2 separate regions of the Homo sapiens genome follow, and region 2 is linked to region 1. A link is an interaction called in ENCODE POLR2A ChIA-PET data of the cell type or tissue named here. Cell type or tissue: PC-9. All regions are shown on one strand.

Region 1 (4,000 bases):
CCACCAGGCTGCCTCTCCATGCAACTTTGATAAAAAATTTTTAATTGGGAAATTATAGAAGAGGATAATTATATATTAAGTTTTCAATATAGGTCACATTGATAAAGCAGAGACAAACCTGGAATCTGTCATTTAAAGGGATTTAGTTTCAGTGAGACTTTTCATGCCACCCTGAATATATTCCTATCCATTTTCTTTATCTATTGTAAATCTAATGTTTGTTAGCTCCGAACTGCATGGATTTCAGGCTTGTTTAAGCATTCTGAAAGGCCAAAATTACTATATTAGTCCCATTGTCATTGAACTCTAAGACGGTTCTGTAGAGAACTGATTATAAGAATATGTATAGTAGGTAGAAGCCAAACTATGTTGAACTAGGGCACAGATCCAGTTGTTTCTATTTGAGAATACAAGCTGAATTAGCAGTATTTTCATTTTTTTAAAAAAATATATAACATAAACTTTCCTAATTCTAAAATGATGACAATTTTCACTCCCTTTTATCCTTTTCCCCAATCTCATTCTCCTCTCCTCACATGCAATCATTCTAATGCAGCTATGTGACTGAATGTGTCCTACGTGTACTATGTTTTGCATGTGTTATAGCATTATATATCTAATTTCATGTATTTTTTCCTACACAGCACTATGTTTTTAAGATCCATCCACTTGCTTTCTGTGTACATCTTGTTTACTGCTTCTAACTACTGTATATTAATCAAAATGTACCTTCACTACATTTTTGCTTATCCATTCTCTCAATGATGGAAACCTCCAACTCCTTGCCCACAAATAATACTGCATTTTTCATAAAAAAGCACTGTGCAAGTGAAGCAATATGTACAGACACGTTGAATTTAGCCTCAGACTACACATTTATTTATAACCTCTAATGTAGACAAACTTCTTGCTCAATACCTGAAATTTCTTTTTCTTTTTTTTTTTGAGATGGAGTCTCACTCTGTCACCCAGGCTGGAGTGCAGTGGCACGATCTTGGCTCGCCACAACCTCCACCTCCCGGGTTCAAACAATTCTCCTGCCTCAGCCTCCTGAGTAGCTGGGACTACAGGTGCACGCCACCACGCCCAGCTAATTTTTTGTATTTTTAGTAGAGATGGGGTTTCACCATGTTAGCTAGAATGGTCTCGATCTCCTGACTTCATGATCCACCTGCCTTGGCCTCCCAAAGTGCTGGGATTACAGGTGTGAGCCACCGTGCCCAGCCCCAATACCTGAAATTTCTTATATCCTAATTCCCAAAAAATATAGTAAAAAGAAAAAAAAATCAGTGAACACATTTACAGAATCCTGTCAGCCACCCAAACATAAGAGCTATCAGTCATTACATGTGACCAAGATGACATTATTCTAAGAGAAATGTAAAAACTACTAAGACAATAACTAAAGCAAGCCTACTCATCCCAGGAAACAGTGAACAGCAGGTATTTGCTGCCATTTTGTTGCACTGCCACTCTCAAATATGGTAGGTAACTTTTTTTCTTTTTCTGGAGATAGGATCTCACTGTTGCCCAGGCTGGAGTGCAGCACCACAATCACAGCTCACCGCAGCCTCGACCTCCCAGGCTCAGATGATCCTCCCACCTCAGCCTCCCAAGTAGCTGGGAATACAGGTGTGCGGCACCAAGCATGGCTAATTTTTGTATTTTTTGTAGAGAGGAGGTTTCATCACGTTGCCCAGGCTGGTCTCAAACTCTTGGGCTCAAGCAATCCACCCGCCTCAGTCTCCCAAAGTGCTGGGATTACAGGAGTGAGCCATCATGCCCAGCCCATGCTAGGTAATTTTAAACCAGTAAAGAATGAGCTGGGTTTGACACAATGGACCTCACCTCTATGAGTCACAGACATGCCTTTTCCAATCTCAAGTTAAACCACATAGAAACTTCCTGTTTAGGAAGTAGTTGAAGTGAGAAGCAAAGTCAGGAAAGCATATAAAGAAAAGCTAAGCTTTCATTCATATCCTTGAATGAAAACAAGCCTGTTTGAAAAATGCATTAAAAATCTAATATTAAATTGTTTCAGTTCAGAAACCTTGCTCTGCTGCACTTTAAATAAATCTCCCACTGTTGTTTTGGTTTTGTTTCCTTGACCTGGGTACCAGACTGTCTTGGGGGCACGCCTGGACCGAGGGGCAAGTAAAGGAGGAAAGCTGTGGGAAGCCATTTTCTGAGCATCTAAGCAAAAATAGCTAGAGGCTTCCAAGTATAAACGAATTTTGCATACTGATTAAGTAACTCCTTTAAGAACCTAAAAACATCCCAAGTAACAGAGAATAAACTGAATCAAACATACTTGCATTTTCCACCAAAACTTTGGGCACACGCTGGCGGTTCATTAGGAGTGGGAAAGGATCTCTCCCATCATTCCGTTCGTGGACCTCTCGAATTTCCACCGTATCATCCATAAGATAGTAATGAATGATGTAGGTCCGACATTCACCATACATGCTGTCTGTATCATCCCAGATTGCATAGAATCGAAGGACCTTTGAAGAATCCAAAGTAGTGACTCAAGAATCCTAAAAGTAGGGAGTTCAACTTGGCTACTTTGGCAATTATGTATCAACGATGGAAAGACTAGCTGGAAAGACTATGAAGTAATTTCAGATGGGGTAAATTGAAAAAAAAAGAAATATTCATCAAACATACTAAAACATCTGAAATTATGTACTATATGTCAGCAGCTGGAAAGAATTAAATAATAGGATTATAAGTTTGTGCCAAAAAAGAAGAGCTCACTTTGATCCAAAATATTAGTCAGTGAAAGAGAAGCTAAATTAAAAGAGCAATGAAGTTCTTTACATAGTGGTATATATATATTAATAAAGGTACATGTGAATATGGTTTATATATAATTAGTGTAGAAAAAATTTTTATTTATTAACCAGTCTTTTTTTGGTCCCATCAACACATATCTTCTAGCAATAATATAAACACAATCTTTTTTTTTTTTTTTTTGGCTAGGCTTCTTCAAATCGTGGGAATAAACACAATCTTTAAATACAAAATAATAACAGATATATGACTGATATGAACAAAATCCTTAAAAGACCATGCTAGTGCTAGTTTACATTTTCTGAACTAAAAGGGGTTAAATGTCTAAAGAAAAGGAGCAGCAAAGAAGCACTGAGGGTGATCTCTTCCTTTTCTTTCTCCCTTTAGTACAGAAAGGGAAGGATTTAAATCTGCTTATACACATCAGCTCACAAGGGAGAGGATTAGGAAGGTTGGAACAGAGTTGGAAAATGCTCAGAACATTCTGGACTCCAATATTAATATAACATTTAACAAGGAAGCATCTGTAGTGGGGCTTCTGTGAAATTAAACATTTTAACATTACAACCTACATGTATGCATATTTGTGAAATTTCCTAATAATCGATTTATGGTTTCACAAAGGAGTCTATGAAATTAGCTCATTTTAAGGGAAAGAAATTGTCAATTGGAAACGTAAGGTGGGAAGCAGATGTAGCTCAGGAATTGCTTTGAGATTTAAATGTTTGGTGAGGTTCACAAAACAACTCCGCAACTCCACGATCTTCTTTGGATCTCCATATGAAATGTAGGCATTCCTGTACCTGTAACCCTTGATGAAAGCAGAAAGACAGTACTGTGTCCAAACAGTTCAATTATAGCTGTAATGTTTCAAAATAGTTACCAATACAGCTACCCAAACCTTTTGCCAATAAATGTAGGTCACATTTGGAAATAAGTAAGCCTATTGTGGTTCCTATGTCACTTACCTGTTTGTCAAAGGTGAGAAATTGCTTGAGTTGATCAAAGTCTGATGGGGTGACATACTTACGAAGAGGCTGTTTTCGGAGTTCAGTGTAAGGATCAAGAGCCATCTTCTCTGGTGGATTTAACTCAATTCCTTGGCTTTCTAAAAATACCTAAATAATTGAAAGTTAACAATGATCATCTTTCTTGGAGCTTTTCAGAGTAAGTTATAAACTGATTATATAAAAATAAGTGTATGGGC
Region 2 (4,000 bases), 200 kb before region 1:
ACAGCCATTGTGTAAAGAAAAAAAAATGTCACCATAATAGGAAGAGGTCAGAAAAAGGCTCAGATATCTCAAGTGCAATTACTATTCATTCATTTAAATGGAGTCCCTACTTATTCATTTAAAAAATAAAATAGGGAGAACTTAGGTGCAGTCCACGGGGGTTAGTCATTATGGGCAGTGCAGTGTGCTTTTTAGAATGTAGAGAAAGAAGGAACTTTTATATGGCGAAGCAATGAGTTTCCGGGTACTGGAGGTTTTCAATAACCAGACCCTGGACCACCACTTGGCAGGGATGTTGCAGAGGTGACTCAGGCACTACAAAGTAAGGTAGACTAGGTGAGCTTTGAGGATCTATCCAATCCTGAGTGCCTCTGGTGTCATGATCCTTCTCCAAGGTAAGATATAGAACTATCCTGGAGAGGAAGAACATAGGCAGGACAGATCCCAAGAAGCCTGAGCAAGGCACCAGGAAGGAGCCAGCTGACTGGAGAGGGCCTCCTTAGAATAAGTTGGATTTATGGAGCTGGGAAAGACTTTGGAGGAAGGCTATTCATGCTCTTGATAAAGAGATGGAGAAACTGTTAGTCAAATAAGCTGGGCTATAATGTATTAAAAAACAAAGTATGAAATCTCAGTGGTTTAACAGGAGGATAGTTTATTGCTCACTTGTGCAATTGCACATAGATGTTCCTGGTCAGTCAAGTGATGACTCAGTGATCCAGGTTCCTTCCATCTTGTCTGATGGCTCTTCAACACATGGCCTCTAAGGTCAATGTGAAAGGGAAACAGATTTTTGGAAAGGCACCCTGGATACTTAACATCCAAACCCAGAGCATGGCATGCAGCACTTTCCCTCACATCCATAAGCAGGATTGATCACACAGCCAACCTCATTGCAAGGGAAGCTGCAAAACAGGGAAGACCAAACAGACCCTGGTGTATACCAATAGTTTCTGCCACAAGAGATCAAGGCCCACAGGGATGCCATGATTTTGCTGTGACCATCGTGTTAATGTTGACAAAACTAAGAATTTATTCCCAATAGGATTTCTAATAGGGTTAAATGTGGTATAAGATGGTATTTGAAGCCTTCCATGACCTGGTCCTGGGAAATCCACCATCTTTTCTGCCACTCTCTGCCTGTCAGCTAATACCCCAATAAAATAGAACCGTTTATACTTCCCACCTCTACTTTTCTTGATATCTTTGCTCAGACTGCCCCTTATTTAGGAGTGAATACCTTCTGCCACTTTACCTAGCTTCTTCTACTTGTTCTTTCAGAATCAATTAAAACATCTGTTCTTCTTGAAAACTAATCTCAACCTCCTGATCTCCACTCCCCAGACTGGGCTAGGTATCCCTCTGTGCTCCCGCATTATCCTATCCATGTTTTTGTTTTAAATCATCATAGGGTATTTAACATCATGTCGTTATTCATTTATGATTCTATCTCCCTAACTAGATTGTGTACTCACTGCAAGGAAATGGCATCATTTTTTAAATTAACATACAGTAAAACTGACTTTTTTGGTATACAGTTTGTGAATTTTAACACATGTAAATTGATATTTTCTTGGTTCTTTGTATGCTGAATAACTTTGGATCATATCCTGGACATTTTGAATATTAGCTTGTGAGACTCTTGGTGTTATTTAAATCAGATGGAATGTTGACATTTTTGCTTTAGCCATCAGTCAAACCAGTTGATTTCAAGCTCCAAGTTCCGACCAACCTTCTGTGGGTTGCAGCTTCAATGTCAGTTCTGTTTGCAAAGGCTTTGCAGTGCAATGCAGATCCAGCTGATGTATATGCCACCTAGTGGCCAGTCTGGCACATGGGTAATGGTCTCTCCCATAGTTCAGTTCTCAAAGTTTAAAGATACGCTTTTCATGGTCAGATCTATGTATGCACCATTTGGGAATAAGCCGAAGTTTGTTCTTTCTTTCTTTTCTTTCTTTCTTTTCTTTTCTTTTCTTTCTTTCTTTCTTTCTTTCTTTCTTTCTTTCTTTCTTTCTTTCTTTCTTTCTTTTTCTTTCTTTCTTTTCTTTCTTTCTTTTTCTTTCTTTTTCTTTTTTCTCTTTCTTTCTTTCCTTCTTTCTTTTTCTTTCTTTCTTTTTCTCTCTCTCTTTCTTTCTTTCTTCCTTGTCTTTTCTTTTTCTGAGACAGGGCCTTGCTGTCTCACCCCGGCTGGAGTGCAATGTCATGATCATAGCTCACTGCAACCTGGAACTCCTGAACTCAAGCAGTCCTCCCACCTCAGCCTCTCAAGTAGCTGGGACTACAGATGTACACCACGATGCCCAGCTAATTTTAATTTTTTTTTGTAGGCACAGGGTCTCACTATGTTGTCTAGGCTAGTATCGAGCTCCTAGACTCAAGGGATCCTCCCTACTCAGCCTCCTGAAGTGCTGAGATTACAGGTGTGAGCCACTGCACCCACTCTCAAGTTTTTAAAACAACTTCATGGGGTCACTTTCCCAGCTCTCTCCTCTCTGAGATCTCCCTGGTACATTCTGGTTCCCTAAAGCCTAAAAGTCCCTTTTTGAGCCTAATCTGCTCTGCATTTCCCATAACTGGGCCCTTGTCTGGGGTTGTTGTGGTCACTCAACCAAAATGAAATGGGCCCCTCCCCAAAACAAAATTTAGTTTGGATATTGAGATCAATGATGCCACACATGCAACAAGAGGGGAAGAAGAGGCTTATCACTCACATGATGAAGCTTTCTGGGGAAAGCAGAAAGAGTCCCCAAGTTGATCTGAAAATGGCTTGAGAGAGCCAACAAAGGGTACTGGCTTGTTTTTATGATGGCTAGCGGGTGAGGCTGGGGTGAGAGTTTCTGCATGTGGGCTGGAGCTTACATGGTTTGAACTTCCATCCAGTGCCAAGGGAGCATCTGAGCTCTTACATCAGCCTGCCCAGATGTGGGGCCAAAGGGTATGGGGGAGTGGTGAGGTTTGAAAGCTGTCAGCAGTCAAACATCAAAAATAGAATCAGACTCTTTAATACAGGCGCCAAGTGGTGGGAGGATAGAGAAAAAAACAACAGGCATTTGCGCCACCCTTTGGGAACCACAGTTCTTCCAATCAGAAAGGAAGTTCCTCTCCCTGAGTTTTAGGTGCCTACGGGCCATCACAGGCTGGGTGATGTGAAAGATTAGAAAAAAGAAAAAGAAGGACAAAAGAAAATGGAAAATTTAGGAGACTCCTTTTGCACTCCTCATGTCAGGACTAAAAGGTTTTCCTGCAGCTCTCTCTCTGTTCTTGGCAATGCTCACATCTAGGTTTTAGTCTGCCTTAAATCTAGGCCGGGGAGTACCAGAAGAAAAAAAATCATAAGCTCACCATCAGTTTAGTGGTACTTCAAATTATGGTCTTTTCGTCAATCTACCTGTTAATATTTACTTCTCATGGTATTTAAATACCTGCTTAATGTATCCAGGTTTTATAGCTGCATTTGGTGGGAGAGATATTATTTACTCTACCTTACATGAAACTGAATCCATCTTATTTAATTTTTTATGTCCTGTGCCTAGCACAGTGCCTGGTACAGGGAAGGGACTTAATAGATGTTCTTTGAATGAACAAAGTGAATCCATGAATGAATGAGTGAATGAAGCAAAGTCTTATGACTTATTTACAGATAACACAGAACAACTCATGCCTCCAAGGAACGAATTTCTAATAACTATGACATGGTCAATTTTCCTCCATTCTCTTCCTGGAAGAGTGAGCAATATTATATAGAGAGGCTTTAGCCTAAGTGAGTAAAAAACTGTAACTTTTCTTATTGGATCTTTAAGTCAGAGAAGTCTTTCAAAATCCCAATGTTTTATGTCTCTAGAAAGCATTTGGATTGCACAGGTTTGAGTGAACTTTCTTAAACTCTGTTCCTCCCTTGTGTGCTGTAGAATTAAAATAAAATAAAATTGGCGAGGCTTTTTGACACCAGCACTTCCTTTAGTTGCACATGTTTACATTTACCACCAAAACAGGCTGAACT

What was found. ChIA-PET counts read pairs that join two places held together with the same protein. Peaks named below come from ENCODE experiments on the same cell type or tissue, not always from the same donor. Only the 100,000 strongest peaks of a DNase experiment are listed, where the experiment ranks them.
Region 2: POLR2A ChIA-PET joins it to region 1 with 5 read pairs; 3 of 35 experiments call an interaction of 5 or more read pairs at or near these places.

The regions. Positions count from the first base shown.
Region 1 is chr6:52,452,599-52,456,598 of GRCh38, reverse strand. It overlaps EFHC1 (EF-hand domain containing 1), which reads right to left. Exons shown (of 11, transcript NM_018100.4): 4 at 3,762-3,911; 5 at 2,312-2,504. Among named protein-coding and RNA genes, the nearest start is that of EFHC1, 34 kb to the right of the region's middle. In PC-9, no CTCF peak of the experiment used is centred here; a DNase peak (open chromatin) is centred at 1,868; H3K27ac peaks cover 1,136 bases.
Region 2 is chr6:52,650,045-52,654,044 of GRCh38, reverse strand. No RefSeq gene overlaps it. Among named protein-coding and RNA genes, the nearest start is that of TMEM14A, 19 kb to the left of the region's middle. In PC-9, CTCF peaks have their summits at 1,621 and 1,824 (motif pointing left); a DNase peak (open chromatin) is centred at 1,814.